Regions from separate parts of the Mus musculus genome. Here all the other regions are linked to region 2. Evidence: chromatin loops called from intact Hi-C (ENCODE). Cell type or tissue: left cerebral cortex. All regions are shown on one strand.

Region 1 (4,000 bases), 55 kb before region 2:
ACTGCTTCTTTGGCAAAGCTGAAGGGAGAAAGCTATGACCAATGGGTGAGAGACACAAAAAAAAAAACAAGCTCAGCCTGACTGGAGAGAAGATTTTACAGTAAATATCTAAAGATGGAATGGGCTGTGGGTGACAGCTTGTGGTAGTCAGCTTTCTGTTACTGTAATAAACACGCAAGATGATCAACTTATGATAAGAAATTAGTTGTTTTGGTGCCCTGTGATCACAGCTCCATCATCATCACTGCGCTCTTGCTTTGAGCCTGTGGTGGCATGCACGATGCATTGACCCCAGGAGGTCAGAGTGGAGATCTGCTGCTGTGAGTCACAAGAGAGAAGGGCCAACATCATGATAGTCTCAACTCCTTTTGGGGTAGAGACGGGCAGAGTTGCATTATAGGGTTCATGTTGGTTTTCTTTCCTCTTTTTATATAATACCCTGGGCTGGCTTCTCACATACCATTTTTAGTTTTTAAATCACTCTGTCTCTGTCTGTCTGTCTCTCTCTCTGCCTGTCTGTCTCTTTCTTTGAGAGAGAGAGAGAGAGAGTGTGTGTGTAGTACACACATATGGATCGGGTGTGTGTATCTGTGCATGTGGAGGACATGAGGTGTCCAGGCCCAATTACTTTTCATCTTGATACTGTCACTGAACATGGAGCTAGGCTGGAAGGCAGAGAACCCCAGCCATCCTCCTGCCTCCACCTCATGTAACACTGGGATTAAAAGAATAGTTGTCCATGCCAGGCTGTTTACATGGATACTGGGGATTTGAACTCAAGTTGAACCGCATGCTTTCAGAGCAAGCACCCCTACCAGATGAGGCTGCACCCCCCAACTCAGCCCTTTTAACATTCATTTCATTTTCTTTATTTTTATTTTATTTTATGGCAGTGAGACAATTCAATGCCCCACCTGCTTATGCTGCTATTATTTCTGCCTGGCACACATGACCCATAGTCACACAGAAAGATACACAATGTCTAACACAAGAGTACTGCATCTCTGCCTGGCTCATAATGTTCTCTGCTTACCCCTTCTTAACTCACGGCAGACCTGGCCCAATGTGGACCCAGCAATGGTAGTGCGTTTAAGGATTTCAGATGTATCCCGTCATCCACTGTCGCGTCCGCTCTCGACCAGCAAGAACGACACGACCACCAGTTCTTCTAACAGCAGTTTATTCAGCAAGCTTCAGTCATCATCTCTCGCTTCATCTTTTTCTCCCCTGAACCCCGGGCCTCTCACTCTTATATACTCTCAGTCCCCATTCACTCATGGCAGGCCACATCACCTCACCAGGCACACAGCTTCAGCCAATCAGGGTGGCAGGGGCGCGTCTCCACCAAATATGGACTTGTTTACACCGCCAGCATCATGGTGCACCTGCGCAGCTTTCACAATGGTCATGGCAATTTTCAGGTGTATGAGGAAGTCAGGTGCAAGTCATAAGAATTAGCTGCTGCCACACCCGCTCCTCACAATCCACTTGTTTTTGAGGTAGCTATCACTTTTTATCTTATCCTGCCCTCAAACTCACAGCAATATTTGGGCCTCAGCTCCTCAGTGCTGATATTACAGGCATGGAACACCACTCCCAACTCTCTGCTTGGTCTTTACTTGTATTTTATTTGTTTTTTACTCTCATAGATGTGTGCTGTATTTACAACATTTCCTCTTTCCTCTCCTCTGTCCAAGCTTCCTATACCCTGCCACTCTCAAATTCATAACATCTTATTTCCTTTATCATTCTTACACACACACACACACACACACACACACACACACACACACACGTATAAACACAGCAATGTTGTTCTTCTGTGTATGTTTGTATGGCTGATGACTTGGCATAGGATAACCAATTGGGATTACCAATTCATCCTAGGCTGATTTTCCCAGTTTTAGCAACTCTTGGCTTCCCATTTTGAGACTAGTTTTACTTGTGTAGTCTGGAGAATGGCCACAAGGTGGCAGTGTAGGACAAGCAGTGGCTATTTTGCCCCCCCCCCCTTCCCCACTTCCCCAGTGTAAATCAGGCCCAGCTGTGTTTTGGAATTGTTCTCCCTCGAACCCCTTTGTCTTCTTGTAGCTCATTCACCCCAAGTGACTAGTGGTTCATGGGGTGCGATTTAAGGTCCCACTTGAGAGCGTAAATTTCCACTCTGGCTGTCTTTGAATTGTAGGTTTCTAGTTTTCCTTGATAAACGTGGAAGTCCTGTCCCAGTTCTCAGCCAAAGGAGGCCATTCTCTACTAGAGCCCTTCAAATAATACTGCTAATGAGCATAGTGCTCTTTCTAGGTCAGCGAAGCACTGTCGGATCCAAGAGCTTTGATCCTCATCACAATCTTGCTGGCTAAAAAAAAACAAGACAAGAAAACCCCACCTTATCTGACAGGAGCAAATGGAGATTGGAAGGAGCTAAGAACGCTGGGCTGGGTGATGGCCAACCTTGGGCCCCAGGGGGCAGAGCCACTCCTTGGAACACCGTGCCCCTGTTTCTGCACAGTCCTGGGCACAGCTTTTCTATTGTACAGCATAGCTTAAGATAATGGAGCCTCTCAGAATTGAAAGGTTTTGGGGAGTGATAGTGCGAACTCTGGATGGAGTCAGAGCGGAAGCCCCCAGGAACACCCAGAATTCACCAGCTTTACGGTTACCAAGGCTGTGGAACTGGCACACCTCTATTGCTACCCTTCAGTGATGGCCAGAAGTGCTCCCAAGAATCATTCAGACCATGCCCCGGGCTGTGGGTGGCTGTAGAGACTTAGCAAATCTTTGCTGCGGATCGTGCACATGGTCCTAGCTCAAGATCTCCACTGTTGACCAGCTTCAGGCGTTGCTGGGGAAGTTTGTTGTCCTCAGGCTTGGGTTTCTAGCTGCAGCCTAGAAGACCACACTGGCGATTTCCAGAACAAGCTCCCTCCCCTACGTGCTGGCTGTCAAAGTTTCTTTTCTGTTGCTGTAATGAAATACTCTACAGAAGAAACTTAATGGACAAGACGTTTGCTCTTTCTCACACTTCCAGGGTACAGTCCACTGTGGCAAGAACTAGAAGCAACTGTTAAGATCACATCTGCACTCAGGAAGCAAAGAGGGGCCCTTGAATGCAGGCTGCTAGGGAATGGTGCCACCTACAGTGTGTGTGTGTGTGTGTGTGTGTGTGTGTGTGTGTGTGTGTGTGTGTGAATAGTGCCACCTACAGTGAGTGTGTGTGCATGTGTGTGTGTGCATGGTGCCACCTACAGTGTGTGTGTGAATGCCACCTACAGTGTGCATGTGTGTGTGAATAGTGCCACCGACAGTGAGTGAGTGTGTGTGTGTGAATGGTGCCACATGCAGTGTGTGTGTACATGTGTGCATGTGTGTATGAATGGTGTCACCTGCAGTGTGTGTGTGTGCATGTGTGTGTGAATGGTGCCACGTACAGTGAGTGTGTATGTGAATGGTACCACCTACAGTGTGTGTGTGTGTGTGTGTGTGTGTGTGTGTGTGTAGGGCCTTCTCAGTGCAATTAATGACATGAAGACATTCCCCCACAGGCACGCCCAAAGGTCCATCTCCTAGGCGATTCTAGGGTCTGTAAATTGACTCTGATGCCCCATCTAAGTGGGTGGACTCTGAGACAAGGGGCTGTGCTCACTGGAGTGCTCAGGAAATGTCAATCACTCACTGAGACCACAGAGCTCCAGCTGCTGAAAGGCAGCTCTCTCATCTCTTGCTCCTGGATCAGCTACTCAGGACTGGATTCTTCTCTGGCCATTGCTTCTGATGCCACTGAACCTCAGAAGGAGCTAGTGCATGCCACTAGCAATCCACACTATGTTATTTTACAATTTATGCTTCAAAGTCTCTGTATAGGCAACATTTTTTTAAACTCTATTGAAATAGATGTTTCCAAAAGGACAACCTAATATTTCTCTAACTTTAAAATTAAGATATATTCCTAGGCAAATGGATGGACCTGGAGGGCATCATCCTGAGTGAGGTAACACAATCA
Region 2 (4,000 bases):
GTTGCATATCCATTCAGTGCTCACTAAGTGTTTTTGCAAGCATTTACTTTATTTCAGGCTGTTTTCAGGGCAAACCAAGACAGGAAAACATTGTCCCTGATGTTAAGAAAAGTTCTTTAGCAACAAAGGCGAGGGCTTTTTAACAAGGGACCAACAGGCAGGCAAACTACCGACAGATAATAAGGTAATTGCTCTAATGGAAAACAAGCAAGCATATAATACGTCTTGTTAAAGAATTATTTAGGAGTATGACTGCCCCTTTGTCCTGTGGCTTCTTAGAAGTCAGGGTGCATGCTTTTGCCTTAGTCCTATGAAGTTGTCACAAGTGTACAGAAGGTCTGTGCTATAACTCACTGAGAGAACACTTGCCTGACGGGCAGAGTGCTCTGGATACAAGAAAAAAAAAAAAAGTCTGGCCTCCTTTTACTCCTTTTAAGAGAAGAAAATGGGGATTGCCCACAAAGACATAGCATTAGATGAGCTTAGGCTGAGGCTCTGGAGGAATGGAGAGAACATCTTCAGAGCATCTTCTGTACTCACTACACGCAGCAGGACTCCTTCCTGCCTGGGGCTCCTTTCTCCTCTTGTGGCAATCTAAGAACACAGTTTTCTGCTGAAGCAGAACTCTTGGTAGAAACCCAACGTTGACATCTGTTTCCCCGTGACTCCTGCTGTCAAATGTTGCTTAGCCAATGGTTTATTTTTTTCCCAAGGCATGGCATTGGTTCGTCAATTTATCCAAAAGTTTTCCTGAGTAAGAGATGCAGAGCCAGGGTAAATGAGAGAGTGGGAGGGATGAGTCCCCATCAGCAATCAAAGCAGATGGTGATATGTACTGCCTCAAAGCTGAGTAGATACAAAATATTCCTGCTCAATCTCCTTTTGACCTTGTCTCCTCAGATAGTATATTTTCTAGAATGCTATTGGATTGGGGAAAAAATACCCCCAAGCCCCTCATCATTACATTGCTAATGTTCCAGGAAACATCTGCCTTTCTTTAATTCGATATGGTTTGAGCAAATCTCAGTCCTTGAGACTTAAATCTTCACACCCAGTCCACCGTTACTGTGGCAGTTCTAAGCCTGGCTTACAGGTCAACAAGAGATGCATCATGGCGCCGATTGGAATTGATTGAGATGGAGTCAGATGGCTGTCGGGAGGGGGAGTAGGGTTGCCCTATGTGACAGTGGTAAGATTAGCCTCCAGAGTCCCTGGCACAGCCTACTCTTTGGGAGAGAGCACTTGGAGGTCTGAGCTTGGCTCTAGGAATGCAGTGGAGGTGGGCCGGAATCATGATCCCAGTGTAGTGTAGATCTTACACAGCTCTCTGGGCCGCTCTGAGCCAGGGGGAAAGCAGAGAGCTAGGCTTAGTGTTTGTATTCCCCACGGCTGCCATTATGTACCACAAAGTTAGAGAGGTTAGGATGGAGACACGAATTTGAGGAGAAGGGTACTACTCAGTTTACTACAGCCAGTAAACTGCGTTTCGGTAAGCAGAGAGCCAGGGAGCTCTGTGATGAGCTTGTCCTAAAAGGGTGGAAGAGAAGAGGTCAGAACCAGGTCCCAAAGTGGTGGACTGGCTGCTGCCAGAGACCCCATCAGGACTGAGTAGCTGCAGGGGAAGCTTTGAGCCTGGAACTCCAGTGGCCCAGCTTTCTGCAGTGTGGGGGATTCAGCCCCCGCAGTCACACATTTCTTCATTGAAGATTAAACTGGAAGCATCCTAATCCATTGTAAATGCTTAAAAGAAGCTATTTGAGAACTATATGCTAGCGAGCACTAGCGAGAGAGGGTTGCAGGTCAGGAAGGGTCCTTGGTTCTTAGGATGGGGCAAGACTGCGAGCTCTGAAAGCGCCGGTTAGGCAGTGGAAAGAAGAGCCACAAGGGGGCGCGCCCAATACACAAGATCCCTTTCCCTCCTCCAGAGATGTGAGCTCTGTGGATCTCAAGGTGAGAAGGCAGCAGCTTCTTCGAAATGTGTCATTGACTGTAAACAGGTCTGTACTGGAGCGTTCAAACCTAATGCAGGAGGAGACTGAGTTCCAGAACGATCGATTACCTTTTAAGTTTGTTCTCCTTTCCAGTTCTCGTTCTTAGGAAACTTTCTGGCATCAATTAGGCGGCATTCCTGAAGGACATGTGCTTCTTCTGTCTTGGCCGTCCCTGTGCAAAGAGCCCTAAACCTATTTGGGAAGGCCAGAGGGAATAACACTGCATTTAGAAATGGTTGGTTGTCCCTTTTAGTAATCTTTTTATTTCATGGTTCAGTGAAAAAGAAAATTCGCGTTATTGGTTAAACCTTGTTTGGCTGCCTAGCACAGACTATGACTCGAAGTGTTCAAAAACTGCAAGTTTGAAGGAAGAATTGATGTTGCGTGTTTCTGTGTGCCTCCTGCATCGAGCACCTTGCCTATGACATTGAGAACGTTTTAAAGTGAAACAATGAAGAAAACCTGCCCTGGGCTTTTAAGACGGCTGTCTGCTATCGGTGGAGCCAGCAGAGGGCAGAGGAGCTCAGTTTAACAGTTGGATCCTCTCCTCTGAGAGCAGCCCGAGACAGCACAGCAGGTCTGGCTGGATTTATGAGATTAGGAAACACCCAAAAGGACACAGACACAGCAGGAAAGCCTGGAGGAGCAATTTCCACATCTCTGCCCGTTAATCACCAAAGCTTCTCCCATCGGGTAATACCCTTGTCAGGAAACTAGGCTCTGCTCTAGGCAGCTGTGGGTCCGCAGAGAAAAGAACGGGAGCTACCATGAGCGCATCTTGGTCCTCGACCACTCGGGAAGGGAGCCAAGGATGAGTGCAGTACTTGTCACCAGGAAAGACTGCAGAGCCCAGTGATATCAGGTTCTGAATAGCGAAAGCCAGGCAGCCCCCAGAGGCTTGCTTGGTTTCAGTTTTCCTGTATGTAAATCGAGGTGCTTTTTAAGGCTCTGGTCTATAGGCTAGGGCACATTTCTGACCCCATCCCTGCCTCTGCCCTCAACTCTTAGAGAAAGAAGTATTGAGAAATCCAATGAGCAGGCACTCTGGACTCACAAAGTCACACCCATGAGAGAAAGGGAGAAAGAGCAGAGATGTGATGGAGAGAGGAAGAGACAAGGAGATTCAGGAAAGCAGCAAGCAAGCTGGGAGAAGAGATTGCCAGGGAAAACAGCAAGGAGGCAGAGGTGGCCATGAAGAGGAGGAAAGCACAGGGAGGAAAAGACAAACATGGATGAGAGAAGGGAGCAAGCAGAGGAAGACAGCCCAGCCGGGCAGGGGACAGGGCTGGGCAGTGGCCTGTGACCACAGATTTCCAGGGTGGCGAAATCCCCGCTTGATGACAAGCTTTGAATGCGAGCCAGACTTATATCAGGGCTGCCACTGTGGTGCCCAGACAGTCCCCTCGTGAAGCCAAGATCAAGAATCAGGCTCAGATTTGAATGTGAGAAAGCTAAAGCTGATTTAATTGGGCCCTTTGTGTTCATATGGCTTCTATCAGTCTGTCTCAGTGTGGAGGACTCCAAATCACGGTGAGGATGTTGTCTGGCAACTGTGCGGAGGAGGAGGAGGAGGAGGAGGAGGAGGAGGAGGAGGAGGAGGAGGAGGAAGCAGTGATACCTAGTGGGATTCTTCAGACCCACTGATGGAAGGCTCTGGCTAAGACTATTCCTCCTTGCTGACTGCACTGGGAAAATTCTTGGAATACCTCAGTGTTAAGCCTCTGAAAGTAGCAAGGCAGGTGGGAAGGCTCTACCACATGTCAGGGAGACACAGACCTTGGCTTGGTTTCATTCCACAGGGACGTCTTGAGCAGACCTGAGAGAAACAAGTGAAGGTTTCCAGAGGGACCAGTGAGCCCACAAAGAGAAGCTCCGTAGATGACAGGCAAGGAGATCTCTTCCTGGCCCCTCCCTCTAAGAGGATGGGTTGGATGAAGTAGCAGAGGTTGCCCTGATCTAGCCCAGCTCCGGAGGAGCTGTGGAATGGGAGCCCCTGTCTGGCTGACATT
Region 3 (4,000 bases), 180 kb after region 2:
AAACATGAGCTGTGGTAGGCATGCAAATACACCCCCACACAGAGAGAGAGAGAGAGAGAGAAACAGAGAGAGACAGAGACAGAGAGAGAGAGACATGAATAAATAAAAAATACATGGACAAAACAAAACCTTGAGGCCATTACTTGCACAAAATTATTTTCACCGACACATAATATCAATCCAGGAAAAGAAAGAAGTTATGAGAAGTTACCTGCCCAGAAAACCAGTTGCTGAAACCATGCTAACAGATAGGCTTAACATTCCTCCAGTTCCTGGTTTGTAAGGTATAAAAGAAAAGCGCTGGACAGAAAGCTTGGTAATATGAGTTTTAATGCTTGGTTTTCCCTATCTGGCTCTATGATTTAGACAAGTAACTTTCCCTCGAACAATAACTCACCTTGAAAACTAAGGTGACAGTGTTGGACCAGTGCTAACCTTATGTTGAAGTGGACAGGATGCAACATATATGAAAATCCTAATAGTAAACATGGGGAAGGTGGTCTGTCACTACATTTGTTCAATCCTGGTAAGAGTGGTACAACAAAAAAACTAACATGGAAAAACTAAAAAGTCCCTACAAATTATATATACTTGATCACTGTGTTGTTGACCCCAGAAGTGTATCATCACAAATCTCAATTGTGTTAAAACCATGTGAAAGAAACAAAGCAGAGAAGTTTAAAGACCCTAAATACCCCCCAAAGATACCCTAGGTTACAAGCAGACAGTCCCTGGAATGCTTGCCCAGCTGTCTAGACAGTGATGGAACCTGAAAGGTTGCTTTTCAGACTCAGGCTTTCAGGTAAGTAGAAGAAATCCATGTGAAGATCAGACTGGTGTGATGGGACTGGGGAGGGGTTGATAAAACATCACTCTCGCCTTTTATATCCATTTTGTTTTTTGGGGGGAATACCAGAAAGCAACTGAGCATACACACCTGAGACCAGATATAAACTGAGAACATGGAAACTGGAGTAAAGAAGTGAGAACGGGAAAAGCCAGGTCTAAAACTATATATGAAACATTCCCCTCCTAATTCCCCATCTCCCCAAAACAAAGGAAGAGGGCGCTCTGGTGCTAAGAAGCTAGACAAATACTCCTGATGGTTCTCTTTTTAAATGATGTCCCTCTCATTTTCTGTTTATTATCCTCATGTGACTATAAAGTTTGATGTCAGTTGCACTGGTCACATTTCAAGTTCCTATAAGACTCATGTGGTTAGTATCTGCCACATCGCACAGTCCCAGTACTTCTGTCACCACTGAGAATCCTATCAGACAGAAACAACCATCTCACATGTTATAGGAGTGACAAAAAAAAAAACAAAACAAACAAACAAACAAAAAAAAAACACTGCAAGTCAAATTCTGTGTGACACAGCAGGACAAAGAAATTAAGAAGAAAAATATCCCATCTAAAAATGGGTGTTGATGGAAAACTGCTTTTCATAAAGATAGTAAATGTTTTAGATTTAGTAGCCAAGAACAGATGGTAAATATTCTGTGCAGATCCTAGACAATTTTGGCTATATATACCAATTTCTCTCTGTAGCAACTGCTCAATTCAGCTAATGTAGGGCAAAAATAGCCATAGAATATAAATAAAGAAATAAGTGTGGCAGTCCTCCAGCAAGATTTTATTTGAAAAAAACAAAATAAAACAAAACAGATGATAGGCTATATTTAGCCTCCTGGCTATACTTTGCCAACTCTACTATAAATCATAAAAATTTCAGAAAGACACATCCACAACTAAAATGAAAATGTTATCTGTATTGCTTACTATTCTGTTGCTGTGAAGAGACACCATGACCAAGATGACTTATAAAGTAAAAGTATGTTGAAGTAAAAGATTGTTAGCTTGCTTACAGTTTCAGAAGGTGAGTACATGATCATAATAGCAGGAAACATGGCAGCAGGTAGCAGTAGCAGAGAGCTTACATCTGATATAAAAGAGGAAGAGAGAGAGAGAGAGAGAGAGAGAGAGAGAGAGAGAGAGAGAGAGAGAGAGAGAACAAAGTGTGAATAATGTGGGCTTTTGAAACTACGAAGCAAACCCCAAGTGATACACCTCCTCTACAAGACCACATCTCCTAATCCTTCCCAAATAGTTCCACCAGCTTCAAACTAAGTATTCAAACATATGAGCCCATAGGAGCTGATAAAACATCGAGCTTATCTCCAATCTCCCTGGAAAAAATCCCAGAATAGAAAGAAGGATACACATCTGTGAACAGTATAAAGTGACAAAGGGGCTACTGGGGGAAAGAAATGAGAAGGAAAAGAGGAAAGCCTTCTTATTTAAACTAGCACAGTAGCCTAACAGTCAAAATCAGCTTTAGAAAATGAAGGAGAGGAAGAGGAGGAGGAAGGAGCAGATGAGGGAGAAGAGGGGAAAGAAGGAGGAAGGGAAAAGGGGGAGGAGGGAGGGAAGGGGAAAGGATGTTTTAATTCTGCAAATATAATGGGCATGGAAAATAGTTAGAAAAGCTGACTGTCGTTCTCCTTTGCTGTTGCTCTGGTAGAATATTTTTGACAAAAGAGAGTCAAGGGAGAAAACATTAATTTTTAAAATTTATTTATAGTTTATTCATATACAGCCCATTTATGGTGGGAAAGTCAAGGTAGCTGGAACTTGAAGCAGCTGATTGCATTATATCTACAATCAAGAAACGGAATAGAAAGTGCATGCTGTTATTCAGTTCTTGTTCTCCATTTGTACAGTCATGGAATACTGCCACATATAGTTATATGGGTGTTGTCACACCAATTAATGTAGTCACGATAATACCCCACAGATGCCCCCAAAGATCTATCTACCAGAGAAATTTAGATACTGTTAGTTGACAATAAACATTAACCATTATGCTGACTGTCTTAGGGTTTCATTGCTGTGAAGAGACACTATGGCAATGGCAACTCTTATAAAGGAAAACATTTAGTTGGGGATGGCTTATAGGTTCTGGGGTTCAATCCATTATCATAATGGCAAGAAGCATGGCAGTATGCAGGTAGAAATGGTACTGGAAAAGCCAGAGGCACCAGAAAGATACTATGTAGCACACTGGGAATAGTTTGAGCATATATGAGCTCAAAGCCTCCATCCATAGAGGCACACTTCCTCCAACAAGGCCATACCTCATAATAGTACCACTCCCTATGGCAAAGTACTCAAGCACATGAGTCTATGGGGCCAAAGCTATTCAAACCACCACACTAACTTTAGTTCATTCTGACAAGAAATCCTCAGTACATTTCAAATTTTCAGTGAGAGACAAAAAAAAAAAAAAAAAAAAAAAAAATCCCACAGAGATAAAGATAAAATTCAGCTTGTAGTGATTTGAATATGCTTGGCCCATAGGAAATGGCACTATTAGGACATATGGCTTTGTTGAAGGAAGTGCATCACTGTGAGGATGGGATTTGAAGCTCTGCTCAGTGCAAAAGAGATGGTTTTCTCCTGTTTGCCTTTGTAACAAAATATAAATGTTGTCCTTGGTTGTAGTGTCTATTCACAGCAATAAAACCCAAAGACAGAAGTTGGTACCAGGAGTAGGGTTTTGCTATGATGAACCTGACCATGCTTTTGTTGGAAAGAGTGTGGATTTTGGGACTTTGAATTTAGAAGCAGTGGAATGCTTTAGGTGGGGCTTAATAGATTTCCCTAGTAGGAATATGTAAGACATTGGTGTTGAAGGTGATTTGAATTGTGCAGACCCGGCCCAAGATGTTTCACTGGAGAACTTTAATGTGTGGCCTAGAGACTGTTATTGTGATATTTTGGTGAAGAATGTGGCTGCTTTTTGGCTTTGTCTGAAAAGTCTACCTGAAACTAACTAAGGTAAAAGAATTTCAATTAATTGCTTTGAAAAAGGAAGTCTCAAAACAGCCTGGTATAAATTCTGTTGTATAGTTACTAAAATTCACTCTTCTGAAGAACATTTTGATGAAAAAGAGCAAGCTTAGAGAGGAAAAATATAAAATCTATGGTTTAAGTAATA

The links. A loop is a pair of places that touch in the nucleus more often than their neighbours do. Peaks named below come from ENCODE experiments on the same cell type or tissue, not always from the same donor. Only the 100,000 strongest peaks of a DNase experiment are listed, where the experiment ranks them.
Region 1: a loop joins it to region 2, with 6 times the contacts of the local background. A loop is called at or near these places in 11 of 42 quality-filtered maps.
Region 3: it touches region 2 in a loop (2.3-fold over the local background); 4 of 42 quality-filtered maps call a loop at or near these places.

What each region holds. Positions count from the first base shown.
Region 1 is chr16:23,951,868-23,955,867 of GRCm38, reverse strand. No RefSeq gene overlaps it. Among named protein-coding and RNA genes, the nearest start is that of Rtp2, 23 kb to the right of the region's middle. In left cerebral cortex, a CTCF peak has its summit at 1,954 (motif pointing right); DNase peaks (open chromatin) are centred at 1,992, 2,214 and 2,835; H3K27ac peaks cover 629 bases.
Region 2 is chr16:23,896,945-23,900,944 of GRCm38, reverse strand. No RefSeq gene overlaps it. Among named protein-coding and RNA genes, the nearest start is that of Sst, 8.1 kb to the right of the region's middle. In left cerebral cortex, CTCF peaks have their summits at 1,878 (motif pointing right) and 2,490 (motif pointing right); DNase peaks (open chromatin) are centred at 688, 1,894 and 2,514; H3K4me3 peaks cover 1,014 bases.
Region 3 is chr16:23,719,545-23,723,544 of GRCm38, reverse strand. No RefSeq gene overlaps it. Among named protein-coding and RNA genes, the nearest start is that of Rtp4, 110 kb to the right of the region's middle. In left cerebral cortex, no CTCF peak of the experiment used is centred here; a DNase peak (open chromatin) is centred at 1,629.